Linked DNA regions of Homo sapiens: all the other regions are linked to region 3. The links are chromatin contacts, found by Hi-C or POLR2A ChIA-PET in ENCODE. All regions are on one chromosome and are shown on one strand. The core of a region is the stretch at or near the end of the contact, and the rest is flanking DNA. Distances in the headings are between cores, read along the strand shown.

Region 1 (3,907 bases), core at 803-3,302, 76 kb before region 3:
TATGCCCTGAAGAAAGATGGATAGAAAGGCGCCTTGGCAGTCAGAAGGAAGCAGAATGGGAAGCGGGTAGCAGGAAGAATCAGAACAAACACTAAATGGATTAGGGCATCAGGCTGCCCCGTGAAAGACTGTGGGCCCAGTTCCTGCCACCTTACTTCTCGCACACTGATGATGTTCTTTTGTCTTCGCCAGTTCTGAGCCACTACTGCTGGGTGTCTGCTCCTGGGGTACCTGCTGGCCCTGAATCACCCCTCTGGATTCCTGGGACTCCAGGAACTTTGGGATCCAGAGAAGCGAGCTCTTCCATCCCAGGACCCATGACTGCCCACGCTGTTGAGCTTCTGAGGGCAGGGACCATGTTTTCTCTCTCAGAGCCAGGGCTGCATGTTGGAACTGGCCCTGACAGTGTCAGTTAAACTTTCACGAAACAAATGTTCCTGAACTTGAAGCCATAGGACAGGACTCTGAAGATCACAGAATCACACAGTGAGAAAATGATGCCCTTTTCAGCTCTGCACCAGTCCTTCTCATGACAGAAAGGAGAGTGTCTCGGGTTGGTTCGAGGATGTCTTTAACCCCTCTCATCGTTGCCCGTCTCGACACAGAACCAAGAACAGGCGGGTCCTAGACTCAGACTCTAGTGGACGAATGTGTCCAGCAAAAGTAACAGCATTACTTTATTTTACAATTATCTTCAACGTATACCAAGTGATACTGGTTTTCCATTTATAATGGCAATGTAGCTTCCCTTGAGTTTGTTTTAAATTTTAATTCAATTTCAGACATACGGAAAAGTTGCGAGCATAGTAGAGTTCCTGGATGCCTTTCACCCAGATTCCCTTAGTGTTAATATTTTCTCCCAATCTCTCTCTCTGTGTCTCCCCCTACCTTCCCCACCAAACTACCTACCTACCTACCTACCTACACACACACACACACACACACACACACACACACACACTTTTTTTCTGAATTATTTAAAAGCATGCTGTTCTTTCACTGCCAGTCCTGGTAATGTCCTTTATGGCAAAAGAAAACCCCAGGCCATGCCTTGCGTTCAGTTGGGATCCCTCTTTTTTTTTCCTTTTTTTGCCATAGAGTTTCATTCTTGTCACCCAGGCTGGAGTGCAATGGCGTGGTCTCGGCTCACTGCAACCTCTGCCTCCCGGGTTCAAGCGATTCTCCTGTCTCAGCCTCCCGAAGTGCTGGGATTACAGGCACCCACCACCACGCCCGGCTAATTTTTTGTATTTTTAGTAGAGATGGGGTTTCACCATGTTGGCCAGGCTGGTCTTGAACTCCTGACCTCAGGTGATCCGCCTGCCTCGGCCTCCCAAAGTGCTGGGATTACAGGTGTGAGCCACCGCACCAGGCCTCTTTTACCTCTAAATGTGTCAGTACTCCAGTGTGTATTTCCTAAAAGCAAGACTATTTTATTACATAAGTATAGTACACTTTTCAAAATCAGGGAACTAACACTGATATAACCCTGTAGTCACTAGACCTCCTTCCTGTTTCACTGCCTGTCCTTGTAATGTCCTTTATGGCAAAAGAAAACGTCAGGTCATGCCTTGCCTTCACTCGGGATGCCTCTTTGACTCTTTTCATCTGAAACAGTTTTTGAGTCTTTGTATTCTATGACATTGGCATTTTTGAAAAGTACCTGCCAGATATTTTTTAAGATGTCTAAAAATTCCTTTTTAAATAAATTTAAGTTTTAAATAAGTGAGTCCACTTAAAGAAAAACTATCAAGTGACCCAAAGAACAAATGGTCTACAGATAAAGCAAAAACTGTGAAGATGTACATGGATTACAGTTTTGACAAATGTTGCCTTAAATCAACTTCCTTCTGCCCCTGGGGCTTCATCCCACTGGGATGGTCAGGCCTTGGGTCAGTGAGTTAAGAACAGTCAATAAAGTGGTGACACAAGGCTGTGCCAGCCTGTGTGCAGGGAGCTCACTCTCGGGGGCAGAGTCAGGGTTCTGGGCTCTCTGCCAGATACTAGTGAGGGGCTGGGAGGAAAGTGTGCTTTTGGGTGCGTGCAAGGTGCATACAAATCTCAAACATGTCTCAGTGAAAGAACAGGCAGGCCGGGCACAGTGACTCATGCCTGTAATCCCAGCACTATGGGAGGCTGAGGTGGGAGGATCGCTTGTGCCTAGGCATTTGAGAGTAACATGGTGAGACCTCGTGTCAAAAGAAAGAAAGAGAGAGAGAGGAGAGGAGGGAAGGAAGGAAGGAGAAAGAGAAAAAGAAAGAGAGAGAGAAAGAGAGCGAGATAAAGGAAGAAAAGAAAGAATGGAAAGAAAGAATTAGCTAGGAGTGGTGGCGTGTGCCTGTAGTCCCAGGTACTTGGGAGGCTGGGGTAGGAGGATTGATTGAGCTTGGGAGGTCAAGGCTGCAGTGAGCTATGATCATATCACTGCACTCCAGTCTGGGCAACAGGGCAAGACCCTGGCTCAGAAAAAAAAAAAGAAAAAGAAAGAAAGAACAAGCCATAAAATCAGGAAAGGAGAAGAGAGCTTGACAAAGCAGTAGGAAGACTTGAGTATGGGCAGAAGAGGTGAGTTTCCTGGAACAGGAAGGGAGGGAGGGGATCTTGGGGTTTTTACTGGGCAGAGCTCCAGGGTTAATGCTACTGCCATCACCCATGTACTTCAGAGGGGTCCCCACAGCCAGAGGGGCTTTGATGTTAGCAGGAGGACTTGGCTGCTTCCAGCCCTACACTAGCTATCCCCAGGGTAGGTGGCCTGGGGACGAAAGGCTGCGGTGGGTGGCCTTGCCTGGCCCTGGACCACAGAAGGGCTCTCTTACAGGATGGGTTGTTCTTGCTAGAGGGTGAGCGTGGGCATGAGCTGAGAGGGTCCTGCAGGGACAGACATGCGTCTGGGGCTGTACATCTCTAGCATGTACCGAGTCTCTCCTGCTGCACGCAGGATGCACCCACCTAGTCTTCAGGTTGCCAAGAAGGTGGGAGGACTGCAGGCAAGGGCAGCAAACGCAGAGCAGACTGCAGGAAGTCACGGCACCGGCCACAGAAGGGGGAAAAGAGGGTGACTATCGGAGTGATGCGATGAAGGGTATTGCTGTGTCTTGGCTATGCAGAAAAGTTGAGGGGGGCTACTGACCCCAGTTATTTTAGTATCTCATCCTCAGATAAGAAACAGCCTTCACCTGCCTTGAAACCAGGGCAGAGAGTGAGGCCTGGAGGGAGGGATGGTCACCCCAGAGGGGAGGCCATGGGAAGGAAGCGGAGCCCCATGGACCCAGTGCTGTTGTTTCTAGGGAGAGCCGTGTGTGTGACCTGGAGGCCATGGAGGGGAATGTGTCTGTGAGTGTCTGGACGAGGATCATTTTGTCTCCCCACTGTGTGGAAGAATGAAGAGGAGGCAGTGATTGTGGGCCTGGTCGGGCTAAGCGTAGGGAGGGGAGGCAGGAGACCTCGCAGGTAGAGGGACTCTTTGTGAGCAGGGGGCTTGAAGGAAAATGAATCTCAGCCAGAGCCCATGGCCCTGGGGACCACTCCCTCCCCTCCCCCTCCTTCTGCACTTGGTGGGTGGCTGGGCAAGTGGGACGAGCTGGGGGAAGGGAGCCAGGGAGGGGGCACCTGCCCTCAGCCAGGATAGGGCCCGGGTCCTCTGCGGAGGGGGTGGGGGATCCTTCCCCAGGACAGAACGTGTCATGGTCTCCCGGCCTCCCACCCACCCTCTCCCCCTCCAGCCTATCACCTTTCCATCTTCTCTCCTCCCCGCCCTCCTGCTTGCCCCGTGGTAGCTGCACTGACTGGCTGTGAACCTGGCTCCCCTGGTCCTAGCTGGGTGACCTTGAACTAGTCCCATGACTTCTCTGGGCTTCACTTTTCCCACAGGGAAGGTAACAGACGTTAGGAGACCTTAAGGCTCTGG
Region 2 (4,041 bases), core at 1,433-3,932, 110 kb after region 3:
CACTGGGCTCTGGGGCATCTAGTCATGATAGGTAAGTCCCCACTCTTACACTCTCACGGAGCCTCCGGTTTAAAGGAAAACAGGCAGTCAATAAGAATCACAAATAAATAAGCATTTGTGCAAATGGAGGTGTTACAAAAGAGAAGTACAGCACACAATGATAACATAAAGCATGGGGACTTAACCCTAGTTGGATAAGCCAGAGAGGCTTTTCAGAGGAGGTGACATTTGAACTGAGCCCTGAAACATGAGTGGGGGACTGGCCAGGGAAAGAGCCTTTCAAACAGTGGGAACAGCACGTGTGAAGGCGCTGAGGAAGGAGGGAGCGTCACACATGGGAGGAACATGGAGGGGACAACAGTGTGGAAGCTCTAGTGATGGAGGGGAGAGGAGGGTGGGCCTGCCGGCCTCATTAAGGAGTCTGGAGTGCATGCTCTGAGTGAGCAACAGTGAGTCAGGACGGGTCTGCAGTTGGGCAGGGAGCTGGAACCACACACCCTCTCTCCAGACTTCTTGGTCAAGTGATCTGTGGCCTCCTACTCTGCTCCAGCTGCTGATCCTGTGTCTTGTGTGGGCCCCTCCCTTCTCCCCACCTCTGCATGGGCCCAGCCCCCTCTAGCTCAGCAAGCCCATCTCCCCACCTGCAGCGTGAGTACCAGGACCCCAAGCTTCACCCGCTCAACTTGCTCATCACCCTCTTCCCACCTGAACCAGCCTCCTCCAGTTCCACATGGCCATCAACGGCCCTGCCATTCTCCTGTGACCCCCTGGGACAGGGCAGAGGGGTAGTGCCATCATCCACTTCTCCAACAGTTACAGTCACTCTAGCCTCAAAGTCTCTCCCATGGGAGACTTGCAGTAAATTACTCTGTAAGCCTCAGTTTCTTCTGTTTCATCAGGGGTGGGGGGATAATATCCACAGCCTAGGGTTTTAAGGATACAAGAAAAGGGCCTAGCACGAAGCCTGGCACAGAGTCAGCTTCTTCCTTAAAAACACCCTCCTTCCTCATGGTCCCTCACAGGCATACATCCCTGACTCTCCCCTGTGGTTCCCATTAGCTCGAATTGGAACTGAATCCCACACCTCTCCTTCATGGCAGCCTACACTCTTCCTTCTTCAGATGAGCTACTTCGTTCCTTCATTAAATAAGCATTCATTGGGCATTTACTATGCCCTTGGCACAGAAAGACAAGAAAGATCTCGTGCCTGCCCCTTAAGAAGGTCGCAATCCAATTCAAGGTGGATCTACAGGGATTGGGTAAAGGGGTTTTTTGCACACAGGCTTCGGAATCAGATCTGTGCTCAGGTCCTGTGCCTACCACTCATTTAGCCTTGGTTTCCTCACACAAAAAACAGGAATAATAACACCGCCTGCTTCACAGGGCTGACGTGCAGATTAAGCGTGATGACACATGCTGTTCCATGTTTGAAAGGCTGTTGACTGGTAAATCCTTATTAAGGCTGTTGACTGGTAAATCCTTATATAATCAGTGCTCAGTAATACTTTTTATCTTAAAGGCAAATAACTGTAATAGACTATATTGGATGAAGACCTCACTGCTTTGATCAAGTAATGGCTGGTTTACTTGCTTCTGCTTCTCTCACTAGAGAGGGCAGACAACGGTAAATGTCTGTTGAACGAATACAGACCTGAGGTGCTACAGGAGAGGCCCATAGGGACCCTGAGGAGGAAAGGCATCAGAGAAATTGATCTTTGAGGGCCTGGCCCCACCCTCTCCGGGATCCCAGGGCATTTTACCACATTCTGATTGTAATTACCTGTTTGCTAACATCCCCACTAACGTGAGCTCTCTCTAACCCTGGGGCTATTCTCCAGGCTGCAGCAGGGCAAAGGCGGGGTCCCAACACCATAGAGAACGCCACCCCTGTCCATGCTGTCCCCCACTTCACCTTTTCTTGGAGCGGTCCTTCCACACTCGCCCCGATTTGGGCTTCCCCTTCGGGATTACAGGAAGCTCCTCTTTATTCAACTTCTTGGACGCTGGGGCCTGGGATGAAGAACCTTTTCGCTTCTTTGCCCCGAAGCCGCCTGTCACCGTCTCCCCAGCTGGAGGTGGCTTGCTCGGCTCATGCTGACCCCGGGGGGAGCCAGGTGCCCTGGGTGTCAGCTCCAGTAGTGGCTGAGAGGGCTCCGGACCGGGAGCTTGCTGACCGGGGTAAGGCTCTGGTGATCCTGGGACCGGCGGTAGCTGATGCTGGGGGGCCCCCGGGGTCAGCTCCTCCTTATTCTGGGCCAACTCCGAGGCCAGTACTCCCTGGTCCTGAGAACACTTTGGTGCCTCCTCACTTGGCTTCGGCTGACATCGTGGGGATTCAGGACTGTACTCTGGCTGTCTTTGAGGCGACTCCAGGTGTAGGTCTTGCTGACGCTGGGGGGACGCTGCGCCTGGCTCTGGCTGCCCTTGGGGTGACTCCAAGCCTGCACCCTGCTGCAGACGGGGTGATCCTGGGCTTGTCTTCGGCGGCCTTTCGGGGGACCCCAGGCCAGCCCGCTGCACACTCGGAGGAGACCCGGGCTCCCTCGTTTCTTCTGGGTTCGACTCGAACTCCACAAGGGCCCGTCTCGTCCGCGAAACTGAGGTGAGGCTCTCGGGGGATTCGGGCCTTAGGCCTCCCAGCCGTCGGCTGCGCCTTAACGGTGTATCCATGGCTCAGCCGGTAAGTTTCCACACCCCTGCGCACGTGCAGCCCCCGCCGAAACCGGCGCCTTCCTATGACGTCAGGAGTCGCCGCGTCCGTGACGCACAGGAGGGGGGCTGTTGCTGAGGCGGCCATGTTGGTGAGGGGTGGAGAGGCGGGACCGGGGTTGGGGAGAGTGGGGCTCAGCATGCGCATGCGCAATTCGCGCGAGCGCAGTCAACATGTGATTGATGAGCCAGTCTTTTTCCTGGGATTCGCTTTTGCCTTTCTTGCAAAGTTTCCTGGGGAAAGAAGAGCGAGCAAGTAGAAAAGGGAAAGTGGGAGGACCCATTTCAGGGAGAGAACAGAGTCGAAAAAAGGTCCGAGGAGCCCATAGGCAAGGCCCAGTGGATGTTTTGCAGCCAACTCCGGTGCAGTTGGGCAGAGTCCTGCCCTCCTTGGGCCTGTTTTCTCATTTGTAATAGGGGTCATTTTGCACTAGCTTCGTGCATCCCAAATGATCCTGTCAGAGTCCTCCTCCCACCTACCTGAGGGACTGCTACCTGGGGGTCCTGGAGGTGGAAGATCGGTCTTTTCTGTGTTAATTGTTCACACTCTTGATTCTTCCGTCCTGTGCTTCCGTATATAATCCATAGCTCTCCCTCCCTTTTCAGCGTTTTCAACGTTTGTGAGGGAAGTTGAGGTACCAATAAGATGCACCACCTTTGTCCTGTGGCTCACCTGGGCCCTCGACCAGCTGCATATCCTCCCACGTCCCTCTTCTTCTACCCCAGTTCTAGAAACGGGTTGGATCATCTCCGATCTTCCTTTCAGCCCAGACAGTGGTTTTTGCTCGTGTGTGAACCTGCTTCGCCTCCCCTCCCTTCCCTTGCTATTCACCTGTAAATGTACTTTGCTTACTAAGCACTTTGGGACCTCACCAGTGAGCAGGTGTTGACTTCTGGACCTCCCAAGGCCTAGAGAAGACTCTCGGGATGTGGGGTTGGGGAATGTGGGGCTGTGGAGACTTTCGTGTGAGACCTAGGAGTGGGGCTTTGATTTACTTACAGCATGCTTCTTAGGAAGAACATCTTGGAAGTGGCCCAGTTGTGTAATTCTTGGAACTGCCTGGGGTTGGCCATTAAAGGTCCCAGGGCCCCGTCTGACATTCCAGTGGTTTCTTTTAGAAACCATTGTTTCTCCAGCTGCGGGCTTGTGAGAGGGCCTGGGAAATTGTCCAAGAATATCAGGGATCAGAGTGTCCTCATCTTCCTCATGTTCCTGAGTCAAGGAGACCCCTGCAGGGGGGCTTTGCCTGCCTCACTGCTCCTCTCCGGCCATGCAGCTGTCCACAGCAGAAGCAGCCGGGACACCTCCTTGCCCAGCTCTTCCACCCCCCA
Region 3 (4,243 bases), core at 1,286-3,785:
CTAAGATTCTGCTCTCCAGCTCCCTCCCACTGGTCATCAGTGTTGTGACTCGTGCCCTGGGTGACAGTCATGTCCGCTTTTGGAACATTACTTCCCCTATCTGCAAGAGGCAAGTCACCCCTACCTTCTCCCCAGCTAAATGTGTCCCCAGGACTTTCCCCAGTGAACCAGCCCAGCACCTGGCCCCCTGGTACCTTGGAGATGGAGGCTGGGCAGTAAGAAAGACGCTGGGCTGGGTGCGGTAGCTCACACCTGTAATCCCAGCACTTTTGAAGGCCAAGGCAGATGGATTACCTGAGGTCAGGCATTTGAGACCAGCCTGGCTGACATGGTGAAACCCCATCTCCACTAAAAAACACAAAAATTAGCCGGGCGTGGTGGCACACGCCTGTAATCCCAGCTACTCAGGAGGCTGAGGCAGGAGAATTGCTTGAGCCTGGGAGGCAGAGGTTGCAGTGAGCCGAGATCGTGCCACTGCACTCCAGGCTGGCCAACAGAGTGTGACTCTGTCTCAAAAAAAAAAAAAAAAAAAAAAAAAAAGATGCTGCACTCCTCTTTTCTTTGCTACTTTCCTCTCCTGGGTTTTTCTCTGCAGGCCACACTGCTTTTAGAAGCCTTTCCCTTCATCTACCACCCGCTGAACATCACCGATGGCAGGCCAGCACTCTCTCAGCTCTCTGGGTAAGACTCAGCTCTCTGGGCTAAGTCTGAGCTCATCTGCCAGCCTAGTGATCTTGCCAAGAGAGGAAGGAGCTGGATCTGATGTGATCTGAACTTCGTCACCATACCGTCACAGCTGATGACCTAAGCTTCCTCCAAGTCGAGGGATGGTGCAGCTCCATTGAAGTCTCCTCTTCTCTCCTCCAGGCTCTGCCCACCTCACGAGAGCACATGGTCCTGACTGCAGTGACTGCAGGAAGACCTGGGATGGAGGGCTTTGCTTTCTCACCATCCTCTTGGCCTGGCTTCTCTAACATGTTAAAAACTTACAGTGGCCCACAACTGTAATCCCAGGACTTTGGGAGGCCGAAGCAGGTGGATCATGAGGTCAGGAGTTTGAGACTAGCCTGACCAACATGGTGAAATCCCATCTCTACTGAAAATACAAAAATTAGCCAGGCGTGATGGCACGCGCTTGTAATCCCAGCTACTCAGAAGGCTGAGGCAGGAGAATTGCTTGAACTCAGGAAGTGGAGGTTGCAGTGAGCCGAGATTGTGCCACTGCATGGCAGCCTGGGCGACAGAGTGAGACTTCGTCTCAAAACAAACATACAAACAAACAACAACAACAAAAAATCCCTCGCTTTTTTGCTGGTATCTATAGTGCTTTTTTTGCTGGTATCTATAGCTTTTGTGAGACTCAGTTTATTTAGCTTTAGCTTTCCTGATATTATTATTCTTACAAATTTTGCCTTGGGACACTCTTTCCATTCATTGATTCAGGCAATACTTATTGAGCACCTACTATTTGCCAAGCACTGGGAAGCCATTGAGAATAAAACAGTGAAGAGTTAGAAAAGGTCTCTGATCTGATGGAGGGCCTATTCTACTGGTGCTAACTGAACAAGTAATATGTGCTCTGAAGACATTAAAACAAGACAATGTGATGGGGGATGCTGAGAATCCAGTAGGAAACTACTTAGATGGGAAAATCAGGGAAGGTCCCTACAAAGGAGACATATATGCTGAAACCTCAATAAAGAGAAGCAGCCAGCCATGCAAGGATATGGAGGGAGAGCAGTTATGGCAGAGGGGTCAGCAAAGACAAAGGCCCTGAGGCAGGGAGGAGCTTAGCATGGAAGGGGAACCTGGGAGGCCGGCTGGCTGGACTTGAGTGAACATGGGGCTGAGATGAGATCAGAGGAGAGCAGAGGCCAGATCCCCCGGGCTCCTAGGTCAGGGTGGGGCTGGTGCTTAGGAGTTCTGAGGCTGACTCTGATTTAGTCTGAGGTCGGTGTCCCTCTCAATCCCGACTCACTTGTGGTCCTCTATGGCCCGCAGGCTTGTTGAAAGTGCCCCACTTCCTTCCTCACAGCAGCCTCTGTGCAATCCGAATTGCGCTGTGAATTTCCCTGCCACTCAGGAGCCCGGGGCAGGGCTTCACCCCTAGTTCAGTTACCAGGAACCAATCTTTCTCCACCTTCCTGCCCTAGCCCCACTGGGTCTGTCTCTGCATCTGTGAAATGGCTGAGTGTGACCAAATGATGCAGGTAGCCTTTCCACTTCTTTCTACCCGTGGCGCCTCGGGTGGAGGCGTGGAGTTTGATTGGAAGAGGGTAAAGCAAAAGTGGAATCCTGGCGAGAAATGAAACTGAAAGAAAAAATTCCTCCTGGAATTTTTTGGCTCTAAGGAGGCCAGCAGCGGGGGTTTGGGGTAGGAGGCAGAGGTAGAGAAGGAGGGAGGTTTTTAGAAAGCTGACCGGGCAGGAGCCCTGTGACCCAGGCTTTCACTTCTCCTAAACACCCAGTAGCGCCATGTGATGCAGGCAGGGGACTGCGGATAGGGCCTGTGAAAGGGGAAGCGAGGGGAGCCCAGAGTTTCTCAAGAAGCCGAGAGAGGGACAGAGGCTGAGCCTGGGGGGAGGGCTGCAGGGGACTGAGAGGGGAGTGTAGGCAGTGGGGGTGAGGGGGACAGGGAGGAGGTGGAGAAGACGGCAAGGGGCAGCAGGGTGACTGGGGCAGAGGGAGCCCCCACCCCACGCCCAGGGCAGGCCAGGAGTCATAAGGAGAGGGGACAACAGGAAGGGGCGACAAACGGGGAGGGGAAAGGGAGGCGGAGGGGCAGCGAAGTGAAGCAGGGAGGGTCGCAGTGTGAACAAGAGTGCGAGGAAGGGTCAAGGTGGAGGGAGGAGAGGGGAGAGTTAGGGAGAAACAGCTGCAGGAGAGGCGCGGGGAGGAAGCCTTAGGGGTGGGGGAAGGGAGAGGGGAGTTGAGAATTAGGGAGGAGGTGGTAGAGTCCGGGTAGTGAGCGGAGGGACAGGAAGGGTAGGGCAAGAAAGGGAGAGGGGACAGGAGGGAAGGGTGGGCCAAAGCGGTGAGAAAGGAGGGCCAGCCAGTTGGGTGGGGGAGAGGGCCGAGGCCCGGGGGCAGGAGTGCAGGGCTCTGAGGCGGGGAGAGGAGAGGAGAGAAGAGCCGCGGGGGGCCCAGCCCGGAGCCAGGATGCCCGCGCCGCGCGCCCGGGAGCAGCCCCGCGTGCCCGGGGAGCGCCAGCCGCTGCTGCCTCGCGGTGCGCGGGGCCCTCGACGGTGGCGGCGGGCGGCGGGCGCGGCCGTGCTGCTGGTGGAGATGCTGGAGCGCGCCGCCTTCTTCGGCGTCACCGCCAACCTCGTGCTGTACCTCAACAGCACCAACTTCAACTGGACCGGCGAGCAGGCGACGCGCGCCGCGCTGGTATTCCTGGGCGCCTCCTACCTGCTGGCGCCCGTGGGCGGCTGGCTGGCCGACGTGTACCTGGGCCGCTACCGCGCGGTCGCGCTCAGCCTGCTGCTCTACCTGGCCGCCTCGGGCCTGCTGCCCGCCACCGCCTTCCCCGACGGCCGCAGCTCCTTCTGCGGAGAGATGCCCGCGTCGCCGCTGGGACCTGCCTGCCCCTCGGCCGGCTGCCCGCGCTCCTCGCCCAGCCCCTACTGCGCGCCCGTCCTCTACGCGGGCCTGCTGCTACTCGGCCTGGCCGCCAGCTCCGTCCGGAGCAACCTCACCTCCTTCGGTGCCGACCAGGTGAGTGGCAGGAGGCCTGCCCCGGCATACTCCGGCGGGTGTGGAGGGAAGGAGGGCTGGCCCCCAGCGTGACCTGGGACAAACCAGGTCCCCTGCCTGCACTAGTTTCCTGATTTGAAAGAAGAGGGGGGCTAGCCCTTGCAAAACCGATGGCAACCGCAGTGGGAATAACCATGGTTGTTTTTTTGTTTGTTTTATTTTTTGAGACGGAGTTTCACTCTGTCGCCCAGGCTGCAGTGCAATGGCGCGATCTCAGCGCACTGCAACCTCAGCCTCCCGGGTTCAAGCGATTATCCCTCCTTAGCCTCCAGAGTAGCTGGGATTACAGGGGCCTGCCACCACGCCCAACTAATTTTTGTAATTTTTTTTTTTTTTTAAGTAGAGGTGGGGTTTCACCATGTTGGTCTTGAACTCCTGACCTCAGGTGATCCACCTGCCTAGGCCTCCCAAAGTGCTGGGATTACAGGCATGAGCCACCACGCCAGGCAGGTTGGTCTTTTTTGAGCTACTTGCAGGCCCTATGCTA

What was found. A loop is a pair of places that touch in the nucleus more often than their neighbours do. ChIA-PET counts read pairs that join two places held with the same protein, here RNA polymerase II (POLR2A). Pooled maps may share reads with other maps.
Region 1: a loop to region 3 is called in a map of CD14-positive monocyte, with 5 times the contacts of the local background. The contact joins the enhancer-like site here to the promoter of SLC15A3 in region 3. A Hi-C loop is called at or near these places in 1 of 168 maps with a recorded cell type or tissue (CD14-positive monocyte), 3 of 37 single-sample maps with no recorded cell type and 8 of 50 pooled maps. POLR2A ChIA-PET finds 5 or more read pairs at or near these places in 7 of 52 experiments (B cell, BJ, CD8-positive, alpha-beta T cell and 4 more).
Region 2: a map of B cell shows a loop between it and region 3 (5-fold over the local background). The contact joins the promoter of CCDC86 here to the promoter of SLC15A3 in region 3. A Hi-C loop is called at or near these places in 7 of 168 maps with a recorded cell type or tissue (B cell, GM12878, IMR-90 and 3 more), 14 of 37 single-sample maps with no recorded cell type and 13 of 50 pooled maps. POLR2A ChIA-PET finds 5 or more read pairs at or near these places in 3 of 52 experiments (activated CD4-positive, alpha-beta T cell, activated T-cell and naive thymus-derived CD8-positive, alpha-beta T cell).

What each region holds. Positions count from the first base shown.
Region 1 is chr11:61,026,681-61,030,587 of GRCh38, reverse strand. LOC105369325 (a long non-coding RNA gene) reads left to right here. Exons shown (of 2, transcript NR_188502.1): 2 at 193-1,725. Among named protein-coding and RNA genes, the nearest start is that of LINC02954, 27 kb to the left of the region's middle. RefSeq lists a silencer at 1,852-1,911 and an enhancer at 3,840-3,907. Within about 2 kb of position 2,052, at least 4 of the 41 ENCODE cell types and tissues checked have a DNase peak (open chromatin) inside an H3K27ac peak, as active enhancers do; they include CD14-positive monocyte and CD8-positive, alpha-beta T cell, where a contact is called at or near this core.
Region 2 is chr11:60,840,754-60,844,794 of GRCh38, reverse strand. It overlaps CCDC86 (coiled-coil domain containing 86), which reads right to left and starts at 2,682. Exons shown (of 4, transcript NM_024098.4): 1 at 1,913-2,682. The coding sequence starts at 2,670. CCDC86-AS1 (CCDC86 antisense RNA 1) reads left to right here. Exons shown (of 2, transcript NR_182293.1): 2 at 2,815-2,989. RefSeq lists enhancers at 2,257-2,486, 2,393-3,592.
Region 3 is chr11:60,950,468-60,954,710 of GRCh38, reverse strand. SLC15A3 (solute carrier family 15 member 3) reads left to right here and starts at 2,535. Exons shown (of 8, transcript NM_016582.3): 1 at 2,535-3,717. The coding sequence starts at 3,160. RefSeq lists an enhancer at 2,223-2,362 and silencers at 2,543-2,772, 3,093-3,252.